Linked DNA regions of Homo sapiens: all the other regions are linked to region 4. The links are chromatin contacts, found by Hi-C or POLR2A ChIA-PET in ENCODE. All regions are on one chromosome and are shown on one strand. The core of a region is the stretch at or near the end of the contact, and the rest is flanking DNA. Distances in the headings are between cores, read along the strand shown. Region 1 holds the start of HMOX1 (heme oxygenase 1). Region 2 has its middle 16 kb from the start of MIR6069. Region 3 holds the start of MCM5 (minichromosome maintenance complex component 5). Region 4 holds the start of APOL3 (apolipoprotein L3). Region 5 overlaps TOM1 (target of myb1 membrane trafficking protein).

Region 1 (2,700 bases), core at 181-2,680, 780 kb before region 4:
CCCTAGGCTGAATTCCAGGAAGTTTTTTTTTTTTTTTTTTGTTTTTTTTTTTTTTTGAGGGACAGCGTCTTGTTCTGTTGCCCAGGTTAGAATACAGTAGCGTGGTCACAGCTCACTCCAGCCTCTACATCCCAGGCTCAAGTGAACCTCCAGCCTCAGCCTCCCAAGTAGCTGGGACCACAGGCATGTGCCACCATGCCCAGCTAATTTATTTTATATTTTGTAGAGACAGGGTCTCCCTATGTTGCCCAGGCCAGTCTCGAACTCAAAGCAATCTTCCCACCTCGACTGGGCTCAAAGCGCTCTTCCCACCTCAACCTCCCAAAGTACTGGGACTACAGGTGTGAGCTACCATGCCAGGCCTGAAAGCCATCTTAAAAAAAAAATCTTAGAATGAGAATCACAGTATTGGGAAAGGACTGTATGAATCATCTGGTCCATTCGTTTTGTCCTCTGGGTTCACCCAGTGACCCTATTTCCCCCGAGTTCTAAGGAGTCCACCTCATGCAGAATTGATTCAATAGGCGATCAGCAAGGGCCAGCTCTGCTCTGGGCCCTGAGCAGGCACTGAGTATAAGTCAGACCTGAATGTGCCTGGAAGAGTGTCCCACGCATTCCAGCAGGGAAGCAGTTTGTATGACAGGTGTCCCAGTCCAGGCGGATACCAGGTGCTGCCAGAGTGTGGAGGAGGCAGGCGGGGACTTAGTCTCCTCCCTGGGTTTGGACACTGGCATCCTGCTTTATGTGTGACACCACTGCACCCCTCTGAGCCTCGGTTTCCCCATCTGTAAAATAGAAGCGATCTACCCTCACAGGTCAGTTGTAGGGATGAACCATGAAAATACTAGAGTCTCTGTTTTTTGACAGGAACTCAAAAAACAGATCCTAAATGTACATTTAAAGAGGGTGTGAGGAGGCAAGCAGTCAGCAGAGGATTCCAGCAGGTGACATTTTAGGGAGCTGGAGACAGCAGAGCCTGGGGTTGCTAAGTTCCTGATGTTGCCCACCAGGCTATTGCTCTGAGCAGCGCTGCCTCCCAGCTTTCTGGAACCTTCTGGGACGCCTGGGGTGCATCAAGTCCCAAGGGGACAGGGAGCAGAAGGGGGGGCTCTGGAAGGAGCAAAATCACACCCAGAGCCTGCAGCTTCTCAGATTTCCTTAAAGGTTTTGTGTGTGTGTGTGTGTGTGTGTGTGTGTGTATGTGTGTGTGTGTGTGTGTGTGTGTGTGTTTTCTCTAAAAGTCCTATGGCCAGACTTTGTTTCCCAAGGGTCATATGACTGCTCCTCTCCACCCCACACTGGCCCGGGGCGGGCTGGGCGCGGGCCCCTGCGGGTGTTGCAACGCCCGGCCAGAAAGTGGGCATCAGCTGTTCCGCCTGGCCCACGTGACCCGCCGAGCATAAATGTGACCGGCCGCGGCTCCGGCAGTCAACGCCTGCCTCCTCTCGAGCGTCCTCAGCGCAGCCGCCGCCCGCGGAGCCAGCACGAACGAGCCCAGCACCGGCCGGATGGAGCGTCCGCAACCCGACAGGCAAGCGCGGGGCGCGGGACGCGGGACGGGCGCCTTTCTCTCCCAACCCTGCTTGCGTCCTAGCCCCACCCCGGGACACTGCCACACAGCGACAGAGCCCAGGAGCCAGAAACTTGGGCTCTGGAGTCAGGAGGTGCGGGGTTCTGATCCTGCCTGTGCCCGTAGGGTAGTTGGAGGGAGGAACGGTAATTTACATGCCTGGCACCCTGGTATGCGGTTGGTGACCAAGATGGGAGTGTCCCTAGAGTATCCAGTCTTTGAGGTAGCCAATTTTTTTTTTAATCCTACTTTCGAGGTGTGTTTGGAGTTGCTCTCTGCTGAATCTAGATCTCTGGGGCTCTGCCAGCCTGGGGGAGCATGCTTGGTTCTCTTGGTGGCATCTGTCCCTCACTAGCTACGGAGGACCTGAGCCAGACATCACCCTGGCTGCGGTGTTCCATGTCTCACAGATAGCCCAGTTCAGGGAGGCGACATGCCCAAGAGTGCTCAGTTAGCTGGTGTCAGAACTGGGCCTTGAACCTTGGTCTGCCCACCTCCAGGTCTCACTCATTCCCTTCTTTCAATAATTTGTTAGTATTTTTTTTTTTAACTCCTGGGCTTAAGCATCCTCCCACCTCAGCCTCCAGAGTAGCTGGGACTTACAGACATGTGCCATTTCTCCTGAGACTTTGACCAGCTGTGTTGTAGAACAGGGAAGCAGGGCAGGAGAAAAGGGAAAAATGACAATTCTGTGGGGAGGCAGGGATACGGACCCATGACAGAAATACTCCCAGAAAGACTTTTTCTTTGACTAAAGCAGACTTTCTCAGGCTTTTTAACCCTGACGCCTTCATGATGAGCATAACATGATAGGGGGTCATGAGATTTGCATCTGGAACTTTAACAAAATAACTGAATTAAATATTGGGTCTAAAAGCCAATCAAAGCAATTACAAACTTGGAGATGCCGGTTCATGGGGCTGCTGCTTCTTCCTGGGTTATGCTGTACCTCCTCCTCCTCTCCACTGCGAACTACCTGTACCAGGATTTCCCCCTTGGTTTGGGGGACTGTATTATTTAGTGTTTTAATGACTGAAGAGTGTTTACAAAGCTGCGAGAGCCACCATGCCCAGCCTGAATTTGTTTTTTGTTTTTTGTTTTTTTGTTTTTTTGCTTTTTTGCTTTTCTTT
Region 2 (2,700 bases), core at 43-2,542, 810 kb before region 4:
GGTGTGCCGTTGCTGGGGCCCCCTGCTCCCGCGCCTTCTCAGCCGACACGCTCAGATCCGTGTGCATTGCCGTTTCTGTCTCCACGTGTAGACAAATCATGAGCTCGCCCAGTAACTCCAGCTCTACCACAGATTCCTTCTCTTTTCCGCCCTTCCCCTATGTCTAATTCCCTTCTCCAGCAGTGAGAAACCTGCTTCCCGCCGTCCTTCATTCCTTCTCTCCCCCCATCCCCGCAGAAACCAATCTCTGTTGCCACCACTGCCCCGTCCTGCCAGTGCCTCCCACCCTCTCCGCGTGGACCGCCACCACCCTGCCCCACAGACAGGCCCCTAGACACAGAAATCTTCTTTCTCACAGTTCTAGAGGCTGAAGTTCAACATCAAGGACGTGGACTCCATCTGTTCAGTTGGTTCCTTCCGGCCCCTCCGTGGCTGTATATGGTCATCTTCTCCCTGGGGCCTCACATCATATCCCCTCTGCATCTCTCTATGTTCAAAAGTCCCATTTTTATAAGGACAGCATTCATCAAGGATTAGAGTCCACCTAATGATCTATTGTACCTATTGTACCTTAATCACTTTTTTTTTTTTTTTTTTTGAGACAGAGTTTCACTCTTGTTGCCCAGGCTGGAGTGCAATGGCGCGATCTCGGCTTACTGCAACCTCCGCCTCCCAGTTCAAGCAATTATCCTGCCTCAGCCTCCTGAGTAGCTGAGATTACAGGCATGCGCCATCACACCTGGCTAATTTTGTATTTTTAGTAGAGACGGGTTTTCTCCATGTTGGCCAGGCTGGTCTCGAACTCCCAACCTCGTGTGATTCACCCGCCTCGGCCTCCCAAAGTGCTGGGATTACAGGTGTGAGCCACAGTGCCTGGCACTTCTTTAAAGGTCCTACCTCCAAATACAATCGCATTCTGATATACTAGGGATTAGAGATTCAACGTATGAATTCAAAGGGACGAAGCAGCCCTGTATTGCCCTCTGCTGCCCTCTAGGCCCTGGGTCCATTCTCCCAGACACACTGCTCTTTCGCAGGTGGCCACAGTGTCTTCAGAGGGGCTGCCACATGAAACACCCGCCTCCACTCCCTGCCCCCTGCCCCCTGCCCTAGTGGGAGTTTGAGGGTGGCTAGATTCATCCTAGGGCAGCCTAGCCTTAGATCCAAGGATTAGCCATGGGACCAGGAGCGAGCAGGGGTGCCGGCAGAGTGGAGGGAGATACAGGTGCTGGGAGCTGGGCTGGGGCTGCTCTCCTGGTCCCCATGTCCGCTTGTTTTTTCAGAGCAGACCCAAGCGGGTAAGCTGGCAGGTTTCACTTCCACCCACCCTGGTACAGGGCGAGACTGGAGGAAGCAGCTTCGCCGGGCCGAATCCTCACCCCTTGCCTCTGACTCAGGACTCCCGTGACGTCTTCCTGCCCCTGCTGCAGGCTGGCCCTGCACCCTCTGTGCACCGTGGACCAGGCTGGCCAGCAGAGGGAAGGAACCCAAGCTGACCAGGGCCCCAAATCCCCAGTGGGTCAGAGTCAGGTTGGCAGGGCACTTGGACCTCTTGAGGCGGGTGAGAAATGTGCAGACAGGGAAGTGGAGGCCCAGGGAGGGGAGGGGCCTGCCCTGACCAGTGTACTGCCTCCCTACCTGGTGCAGGGGCCCAGGAGGCTCTGTGTGCCAGCCCAGCCTGCCCGGGGAGGAAGCAGCCCCCACCCACGCACAAGCACAGGGAAGTCAGTGCAGGGTGGAGGGTGGGGACTCCTGGGGCCCCCTGTGTCAGGTCCAAGCACGGCCCAGGAGTCAGCCAACCGAGCTTCCAGCGGTGCACAGACACTGACTTCCTGTTTGATTTGGAGCAAGCCTTCTCCTCTCTCTGGGCCTCAGTTTCCCCATCTGTTAATCGGCTTGATTTAAGAGAGCGTAAGGCCCCTTTGCACTCTGCTTTTCTGCCCTATCAACCCCCAAATTCCATAATCCTCCTTCCAAAAAGGAAAGAAATACGAGGAAAGAAACTCAAATATCTACAAGAGAGGGAAGCAGGACCCCGGGTTTATCTCCCCTCCAGGACCAGCGGCGATAGGGAAACAACTGCCCAAGCTTCAGTGGGACCAATGGGTGGAGGCGGCCACCCACACACCCTGCTGAATGCCCGCACAGGAAGCTGACCGCCTAGGGGCAGGAGGGAAGCGAAACCCAAGCCGGGGACATCCTTGCACCTGCCCTGGGGTACCCCTAGGAAAGGGAAAAGCAAGTGGGTGAACTGAGGAATGGGGGTGCTGCCCATGCTCCCCACAGGACCCTGCCCTCACTGGAGCCCTTGGAAGCTCTGTTAAAAATGAATCTTCAGCCAGGCGCAGTGGCTCACGCCTGTAATCGCAGCACTTTGGGAGGCCGAGGTGGGTGGATCACCCGAGGTCAGGAGTTCAAGACCAGCCTGGCTAACATGGCGAAACCCTGTCTCTACTAAAAATGCAAAAATTAGCCAGGCGTGGTTGTGGGTGTCTGTAATCCCAGCTACCAGGGAGGCTGAGGCAGAAGAATCGCTTGAACCCGGGAGGCGGAGGCTGCAGTGAGCCGAAATCGCGCCACTGTACTCCAGCCTGGGCAACAAGAGTGAGACTCCATCTCAAAAAATATACAAATTAAAAAAAAAAAAAAGAATCTTCATTTTACAAAGGAGGGGGTGAGGTCAGAAAAGTCAACTAGCTA
Region 3 (2,700 bases), core at 181-2,680, 760 kb before region 4:
TAAAAAAATTTCTAGAGAAGCGGGATCTTGCTATGTTGCCCAGGCTGGCCTCAACTCCTGGACTCAAGGGATCCTCTCATCTTGGTCTCCTGAAGTGCTAGGATTACAGGCATGAGCCACAGTGCCTATAGATCAAGGTTGAGGCTTAGAAGTGAAGGGAGCCCAGAGGAACCTGGCTAGAGTTTGGTCAAGGAGAGTCTTTGTCACCATACTACAGAAAATTAAGCAGCTGTTAAACAGAATGAGGCCGGTCTGGGCATGGTGGCTCACGCCTGTAATTCCAGCACTTTGGGAGGCCGAAGCGAGTGGATCACTTGAGGCCAGAAGTTCGAGACCAGTGTGGGCAACATGGTGAAACCCTGTCTCCACTAAAAATACAAAAATTAGCTGAGCATGGTGGCGCCTGCCTGTAGTCCCAGCTAGTTGGGAGGCTGAGGCAGGAGAATCGCTTGAACCGGGGAGGCAGAAGTTGCAGTGAGCCGAGATTGAGCCACTGCACTCCATCCTGGGGGACAGAGTGAGACTCCCTCTCAACAAATAAATAAACAAATAAAAGCAGTGTGTTAGGGTGCGAGAACCCGGGTCGGGGACGCGGGTGAGCCGCGCGGTAATCGCCCTGTCCTGCCACCAGCTGGAGGACAGGGGCTCCTCAGAGCCTCAGGCCCAGAGAACGGGCCCCACGACCGGGAAGCGAATACTCCACAGGGCACAGTCTCCCAATGCAAAATGGGCACCTGGACCCAATCATTTCTGAACTTCTAGTTTTTTCTCCCTATGGCTATGAAAAGGGTCATTTTTTTTCATAGGACTTTAAAAGAAGGCTTAAGAAAAGCACGCAGGCCTGGCCGGGTAGCTCACGCCAGTAATCCCAGTGCTTTGGGACGTCAAGGCAGGCGGGTCGCTTGAGAGTAGAGTTTCGAGACCTGGGCAAGATGGTGAGACTCCGTCTTTATGAAATATTTTAAGAAAATCACGTACACCTGTGGTCCCCGCTACAAGGGAGGCTGAGGCGGAAGGATTGCTTGAGCCCAAGAGGTTGAGGCTACAGTAAGCCGTGATCCAGCCACTGCACTCCATCCCCGGCAACACAACGAGACCATGCGTCAGGAAAAAAAAAAAAAAACCAAGAAAATAAAAAAGAAACCACCTAAAGGCGTCCTCCGCGCGCCCGCCCCTCCGCCATCTTTGCGTCCGCCCCGTCCTGCGCCGCCACTTCCTTCCCAGCCAGAAGTTTCGCGCCAAATTGTTCCGCACACAAAATGGAGCCCGGAAGGAGGCGAGGTCATGCACTTTGCAGCCAATCATCTTCGGCAGACAGTCCGGGCGGCGGGGCTGGAGGGCTCAGAACGGTCCAATCGCTGGCCGCGAGGCTCCGGCGAACCAATGGGAGCGCAGCGGCTGCGGCGTCCGAACACCGCCTCTTGTTTTTCCCGCGAAACTCGGCGGCTGAGCGTGGAGGTTCTTGTCTCCCCTGGTTTGTGAAGTGCGGAAAACCAGAGGTGAGGCTAGTGGGAGTGGGACTGGGACTGGGAGCCAGCAGGCATCTGGATTTCCGGGTGTAGTTGGAGTGGGACAGGAGTTTCTCGGGAACTGGGGTTGGAGTCCGGGAGCGCGGCCGGGGGTCCCCCTGCTCCGGACTCAGGGCAGGGACCCAGGCGTCGGAGGGGAGGAGGTGCCAGGCGCTGCCCCCAGCCTGTTCTGGCCGTTTGTTCCCACCCCAGGCGCAGTCATGTCGGGATTCGACGATCCTGGCATTTTCTACAGCGACAGCTTCGGGGGCGACGCCCAGGCCGACGAGGGGCAGGCCCGCAAATCGCAGCTGCAGAGGCGCTTCAAGGAGTTCCTGCGGCAGTACCGAGTGGGCACCGACCGCACGGGCTTCACCTTCAAATACAGGTGCGGCTCCTGCGGGGCCGGGGGCTCGAGTTCCAGTGTGGCCGCTCACACGCCTCTACCAGCCTGCTAGAGTCCTGGACAGTCAGGGCACAGATGGGCCCAGACGGGGGAAAGAGCCGGTCCTGGGTCACAGGGCTCATCCCGGCAGCCTCACGCCTTGGTATAAGGCTTTGTGTATTTTGTTTTACTTTATTTTATTTTATTTTATTATTAACGTATTTGTTTATTATTTTGAGACGGAGTCTCGCTCTGTCGCCAGGCTGGAGTGCAGTGGCACGATCTCGGCTCACTGCAACCTCCGCTTCCCGGGTTCAAGCGATTCTTGTGCCTCAGCCTCCCGAGTAGGTGGGACTACCCCCGCCATCACCACGCCCGGATAATTTTTTGTAATTTTAGTAGAGATGGGGTTTCGCCATGTTCGCCAGGCTGCTCTCGAACTCCTGACCTCAAGTGATCCACCCGCCTCAGTCTCCCAAAGTGCTGGGATTACAGGCGTGAGCCACCGTGCCCGGCCTGCTTTGTGTATTTTATCTGTACCTGGAGTTAACTTCTGGGTGAGTCACCTGTTGAGTGGGCCACCAGCAACCAGCTAGCGCCACTTGGACCGTTTAGTTCTTTATCCAGATCTTGTTCCTGTTCATCTGCTTCCTATCATCCTTCCATGTCATGTCTGAGACCTTACAAACTCAAGTTCCCTGTAGGTGTAAAAGGTGAAGATGGCAGTTAGGATTCACTTCACTTCGCTCATTCATTTATTTATACCAGTCTTGCACCTTCATTGATTGAGCACCTGCTGCCTGCCAG
Region 4 (2,700 bases), core at 139-2,638:
TGTCACACACCTCTTGGAGGGCAGGGGGAAGGTCAACACCTGACCTCCTGACTCTGACATTGAAGCAAGAAAGTATAATGTTAATAATCCAAAATCTTCCAGGTTTGTTTCTGCTTCTACAAACACAGAGGGCTAAGCTCACGCTCCCACAGTTATGCTCACGCTTCCACAGTTTGACTTTTAATCTCATGATTGTCAAGCTGGGATCATGTGGCAGACACCATTCTGCAACATGCCGTTCTCACTGCCCCTGTCTGGGCCATCTTTCCCACTAGGGAACAGCACAGCTTCTTTCTTCTCTATCACCCAGAGGCCTGAAAAGGAACCAGGTGAGTGTCAGGGACATGGAGTCCTGTGATCTACCTGCTCAACTTCCTGACATGGGACCCTCAGCGAGTCACTCATCTCCCATGGCCTCAGTTTACCCACAGGGCCTGGCTCAAGTAGGTGCTCAGAGTCAGGGTGGGTGAAACAACCTCTGGGTTCCTTGTTATCTCTTTTCGCTCTCTCTCTCTTTTTTTTTTTTGAGACAGAGTCTCACTCTGTCAGGAGTGCACTCAGGCTGGAGTGACTGGTGCGATCTCGACTCACTGCAACCTTCATCACCTGGGTTCAAGTGATTCTCATGCCTCAGCCTCCCAAGTAGCTGGGATTACTGGCTTGTGCCACCACGCCCAGCTAATTTTTTGTATTTTTAGTAGAGGCAGGGTTTCTCCATATTGGCCAGGCAGGTCTCGAACTCCTAACCTCAAGTGATCTACCCGTCTCGGCCTCTCAAAGTGCTGGGATTACAGGCATGAGCCACCGCGCCCAGCCAGGTTCCTTGTATCTCAAAGGAAATCCTCTGTCCCCATCGGGCCTCAGCAGCAGCACCCTGGGGCCAGCCTCAGGGTGGCCAGGCCACAAGAAGGACAGGCCAGGCTCTGGATCACCTCCTGTCCTCCACCTTCTCTGGTTCCTCCAAATATTCTAAAGGAATGGACAGTCCCAACATCTGCCTTCCTTCTGGGGTCACCGGGCCATGTCTCACGCAGGCTGGAACTAGAGCTGAGCCCTAGGAAGCTTTGTGAACCCAGCTGAGCTGATTCTGCCTCTGTCTCTACTGTTTGGGGGCCCAGAGAGAGGGAGGGAGAAGTCCAGCTAAAACCTGGGTGCAAATTCAGGCTCTGCCATGGACCGAGATGTGACCTCAGTCAGTTACCTAACCTCTCTGAGCTCATCTACAAAAGGTGAATGACCCTTCTCTTATAGAGCTGCTGTGAGGATGGGGAGATGGGGAAGGTCAGACCACCCCTAACTTACCAAGGAAGCTTCTCTTGAAAGAGTGTGAGCAAGATCCAGCTGTTCTGAGCTGTGTGGATCCCACCTCCAGCCGTGCATCTGCATAATAACCAGACACGTTCTCCAGGCTCTGAGATATACCCTGGAACCCAAAAGGGAAAGTGAAAGTCACAACTTGGCAGCAGCTCCTGATCAAACATGCAAAACAGGATGCTTCCCAGCCCCACCCTTGGCCCAGTCCCATCCTTGGTCCAGCAGCACCCTTGGTCCCACCCTCCTGCTGATCCAAGAGCAGCCCCAGACGTCCTTCTTGGCCAACCCACCTGCCTCCCATACTTAGGGTTGGGGGTTTGCTGTGTCTTCAGGAAGAAAGACCTACCACTGAAAGACTATGAGACCCTCCAGATTACTCCCCACCCCCAATAACACCACACTCCCCAGATGCCCACCTCACTCCCTCCATGCCATCAGCATTACCACAGTCCATCACACATGCCGGGTGGACGCTTATTGCATATTGATTGTATTGCTGTTGGGGTTATTTTGTTGTTTTGTTTTGTTTTGTTTTTGAGATGGGGTCTGGCTCTGTCACCCAGGCTGGAGTGCGGTGGCACAATAATAGCTCACTGTAGCCTCAAATTCCAGGGTTCAAATGAACCTCCTGAGTAGCTGGGACTACAAGCATGAGCCACTCGGCCTGGCTACTTTTAAAAAATGATTTTGAAGGGGTGAAATCTTACTATTTTTACCAGGTTGGTTTCAAACTCTGGCCTCAAATGATCCTCCTGCCTCAGCATGAGCCACCGTTCCAGACCTGCTCTTGTCGAACGCCATACCTGTGTGGCTTCTGGACACTTCCTTATGTGGGTTCTTCTGCCAGGAGCACCTGCTACCTTCACCTGGAAAAGTCACGCTCCTCTATCAGAATGCAAATCTAGCATTTCCTCCCCTGAGAAGCCCCCTAGCATCCTCTTCAGCAGAGCCCACTGCCCCATGTTCCACTCCTGTGGCACTTTTGTTAGGCTGTTGTAATTGGCCACAGTCCCAGGTTGACTGAACAAAGTGGGGGGCGGATGTGGGAGTAAAAGACAAAGACAAAAGAGTATATTAGGAAGAAGGGGTCAGGGGGTTCCTTGCTTCTAGTGAACAAGGGCTCTGAGCTTTTCAAGCTCTCTGAGTTTATTAGGTAAAAGAGATGACGAGAAAAAGGTGGGGGGGTGATTGTCAGGTAATTGTCAGTCAGCCGTTTGGTTCACAGCAGGCTTGCAAGACTGCATCCTTCAAATAATAGGTGCTAGATATCCCAACAGATAACTTCAAGGAGCCCAGCACCAGGGAGTGATGGCCCTCAGGAAACCTTCTGGCGGCGGGTGCAGTGTGAGTTTACCCACATCCCGCATTCATGATAAACAGTTTGCT
Region 5 (2,700 bases), core at 4-2,503, 850 kb before region 4:
GACAGAACAAGACTCCGTCTCAAAAAAAAAAAAAAAAGACAAGGGGAGTTCAGGAGTTCAGCTGACTCATTCCTCCTCTTCATCAGCACACCTGGCACTGTCTCAGCACCTGGTCTTTCCTGCCATGGAAACGACCTTTTGGAATTGTCAGTTGTGGCCTCCCACTGGACTGTAAACCACCACTGGGGCAGGACCTTGCTGGATTTGCTCACTGACGTCTCCCTGTAGCCTGGACAGGTGTTGAGAATGTTTGAGAAGCACATAGCATCGTGGTTATGAATATGGACTTGAGAACCAGACTTCTCTGGCTTTGAATCTGCTGTGCATCTCACAAACTGTGTGACTGCAGGCAAATTGCTGCCTTCTCCATGCCCCTGAGTTTATTCATCCTCTGTCTTAAAGGTTGTGGTGACGGGTGACTGAGGGTGTGACGTGCTTATTAGTCCCATGCCTGGTGCATGCTGAGTGCCAGATGAGCATGTGAACTGGATGAGCCTGACTGAATGAGGAATGGCATTGCAGACAGAAGCTCAGAGGCGTGAGAGGGCAAGCCACATAGAGGAAGGGGGTACAGCTGACTGTGGCTGACGCCAGCCCCTGGAGAGTTCAGGCTTTTGATCCTCAGGCAGTGAGGGTGATGGACAATGTTTAAACAGAGGAAGTTGTGCTTGGAGTTATGTTTGAGTAGAGCGTGGAGGTGACAGTGCAGGCCTGGGGAGGTGGCAGCTTGAGCCAGAGCTGTCTCAGTGATCATGAGACTGTTGGAATGTGCAGGATGGGAGCGAGCGGGCTCCAGGCTGCTTCCCAGAAGGCTGGTGTGGAAAGGGGTGATACTGGCCGGACACAGTGGGCAGTGGCTCACACCTGTAATCCCAGCACTTTGGGAGGCCAAGGCGGGTGGATCACTTGAGGTCAGGAGTTCGAGACCAGCCTGACCAACATGGTGAAGCCCCATCTCTACTAAAAATACAAAACTTAGCCAGGTGTGTTGGCAGGTACCTGTAATCCCAGCTACTCGGGAGGCTGAGGCAGGAGAATCGCTTAAACCCGGGAGGCAGAGGTTGCAGTGAGCCAAGATCGTGCCACTGTACTCCAACCTGGGTGACAGAACGAGACTGTCTCAAAAAAAAAAAAGAAAGAAAGGGGTGATACCATACCATGGCCCCCATCTCTGATCCTGCCCGTGGTGTGGCGTGTCTTTGGTGACTACTCATTCTTTCTCTTGGCCCAAGTCATAGTCATTGTAGCTCGGTTACTCATTGCTAGCCTTTCCTGATGTCATACTGACATTGTCTGGCTGCAAGGTCACAACATCCTGTGAGGCAGGCAGTCTTATCCTGATTTTACGGGTGCAAAAACAGAGACTCAGAGGGGCTGGATCTTTGCCCACATTCTATGAGTTAGGTCAGGCCAGACTCGTCCCACTCCACCCTCATCTCCATGAGGGGCAGGTGGGTCTTGCCATCATGCCAGGCAGATTATCTGGAGCCCTCCAGGGAGGTGGTATCTGCACCAGACCCAATAGGGAGAGGACAGACTGCTGTAAGGACGCACAGGTGCCCAGTGATCCGAAGCCACAGGCTTGCCAGCCATAAACAACTGCAAAGCCGCCTGATGACAGGTGGAGGATTGCAGGGCCCGGTTCTGTCAGGAGCTGGAAGACAAGAGCACAGCTGCTACCCGGAGGCCCTTGAAGGTTACAGCTCCGAGGTCGGGGAATCAGTTGTCATTCTCTTGGTAACTGGCAACCACTGTCCGTGTTTTTATTCCCCCTTCTTAAAATAGCAAGCTGAATTACTTCTGTGGTGAAGAACAAAAACAAAGCAAATATTGCCAGGTTCCTGTGGGTTTAAAATTCTGCCCTGATGGAATATGCCTACCCTGTGGGCATCTGAAGGAAATCCACATGATTCACCGCAATCCTGTTGTCCACACCTGGACCTGGAGGAACCTGGAGGAACCTAGAAGGGGTTGGCAAGTGATGGTCTGGGCAGATGTCCCACAGCCTCCCAACAGCTGTCTTGTACTGGAATTGCTCAGATCTGCCTTGTCCCGATTTTGTCTCCTCCTCCTCTTCCTCTCCCCTTTCTCGTTTAGGCCACATATCCCCTCCCACCCCGCAGAAAACCTCCGTCTTCTGATTGGCTCTGCCCACTACTGCCTGCTGCCACTCATGGCTCAGGAGCTTGCCTGCACTGCTTGGGTCACATCAGACTCATGCACGGGGTGGGGGCGGGGGGTCCTTCTGCTCCCACCTGATTGCCGGGTATGGGATTTCTCTTATTTATCAATGTCCCCGCTTCCCTTTAAAAGCCACTTACTTGCCTTTCCAAAACAACCACAGCCTCTCCTGAAACACTGATGTTCCCTCCTCCAGGAGATGAGAGGTGCCCATCGTTTTCAGGGGGTACTGGGGACAGAAGAGGATCTGATGGTGGGGACCACTGAGAGGCCTGCCGGTGGAGCTCAGGGAGGAGAGGGCCAACTCCCTGTGTGGTCAGGAAGGACACTTCTGGGAAAACAGTGTTCCCCGCCCCTGCTGAGAGATGCGGATGGCACAGAAGCCTCAGGCACCTGCGCCACAGCGTCAGCGGCTGCCCCGCCCTTACCTCTGTGTGCCCTTTGCAAGTTGGTGATCTCTCTGTGCTTCAGTTTCCTCATGAGATGAGGGCAATAATGCACACCTTACAGTGTGTTAAA

Evidence for each region. A loop is a pair of places that touch in the nucleus more often than their neighbours do. ChIA-PET counts read pairs that join two places held with the same protein, here RNA polymerase II (POLR2A). Pooled maps may share reads with other maps.
Region 1: a pooled map shows a loop between it and region 4 (2.8-fold over the local background). The contact joins the promoter of HMOX1 here to the promoter of APOL3 in region 4. A Hi-C loop is called at or near these places in 3 of 37 single-sample maps with no recorded cell type and 4 of 50 pooled maps. POLR2A ChIA-PET finds 5 or more read pairs at or near these places in 1 of 52 experiments (B cell).
Region 2: a loop to region 4 is called in a map of B cell, with 7 times the contacts of the local background. The contact joins the enhancer-like site here to the promoter of APOL3 in region 4. A Hi-C loop is called at or near these places in 1 of 168 maps with a recorded cell type or tissue (B cell), 2 of 37 single-sample maps with no recorded cell type and 3 of 50 pooled maps. POLR2A ChIA-PET finds 5 or more read pairs at or near these places in 2 of 52 experiments (HepG2 and activated B cell).
Region 3: a pooled map shows a loop between it and region 4 (4-fold over the local background). The contact joins the promoter of MCM5 here to the promoter of APOL3 in region 4. A Hi-C loop is called at or near these places in 2 of 37 single-sample maps with no recorded cell type and 2 of 50 pooled maps. POLR2A ChIA-PET finds 5 or more read pairs at or near these places in 1 of 52 experiments (B cell).
Region 5: a pooled map shows a loop between it and region 4 (3-fold over the local background). The contact joins the enhancer-like site here to the promoter of APOL3 in region 4. A Hi-C loop is called at or near these places in 3 of 37 single-sample maps with no recorded cell type and 6 of 50 pooled maps. POLR2A ChIA-PET finds 5 or more read pairs at or near these places in 3 of 52 experiments (CD4-positive, alpha-beta T cell, PC-9 and activated CD4-positive, alpha-beta T cell).

The regions. Positions count from the first base shown.
Region 1 is chr22:35,379,666-35,382,365 of GRCh38, forward strand. It overlaps HMOX1 (heme oxygenase 1), which reads left to right and starts at 1,431. Exons shown (of 5, transcript NM_002133.3): 1 at 1,431-1,531. The coding sequence starts at 1,509. RefSeq lists silencers at 1,152-1,231, 1,532-1,701.
Region 2 is chr22:35,351,344-35,354,043 of GRCh38, forward strand. No RefSeq gene overlaps it. Among named protein-coding and RNA genes, the nearest start is that of MIR6069, 16 kb to the left of the region's middle. RefSeq lists enhancers at 1-138, 956-1,831, 1,135-1,274, 1,775-1,834. Within about 2 kb of position 1,293, at least 25 of the 41 ENCODE cell types and tissues checked have a DNase peak (open chromatin) inside an H3K27ac peak, as active enhancers do; they include B cell, where a contact is called at or near this core.
Region 3 is chr22:35,398,710-35,401,409 of GRCh38, forward strand. It overlaps MCM5 (minichromosome maintenance complex component 5), which reads left to right and starts at 1,431. Exons shown (of 17, transcript NM_006739.4): 1 at 1,431-1,499; 2 at 1,722-1,896. The coding sequence starts at 1,730. RefSeq lists enhancers at 976-1,025, 1,036-1,195.
Region 4 is chr22:36,159,367-36,162,066 of GRCh38, forward strand. It overlaps APOL3 (apolipoprotein L3), which reads right to left and starts at 1,389. Exons shown (of 4, transcript NM_145639.2): 1 at 1,303-1,389. RefSeq lists an enhancer at 2,308-2,700.
Region 5 is chr22:35,312,223-35,314,922 of GRCh38, forward strand. All of the region lies in intron 1 of TOM1 (target of myb1 membrane trafficking protein), which reads left to right. Among named protein-coding and RNA genes, the nearest start is that of TOM1, 14 kb to the left of the region's middle. RefSeq lists an enhancer at 1,629-1,728. Within about 2 kb of position 1,254, at least 23 of the 41 ENCODE cell types and tissues checked have a DNase peak (open chromatin) inside an H3K27ac peak, as active enhancers do; they include PC-9, where a contact is called at or near this core.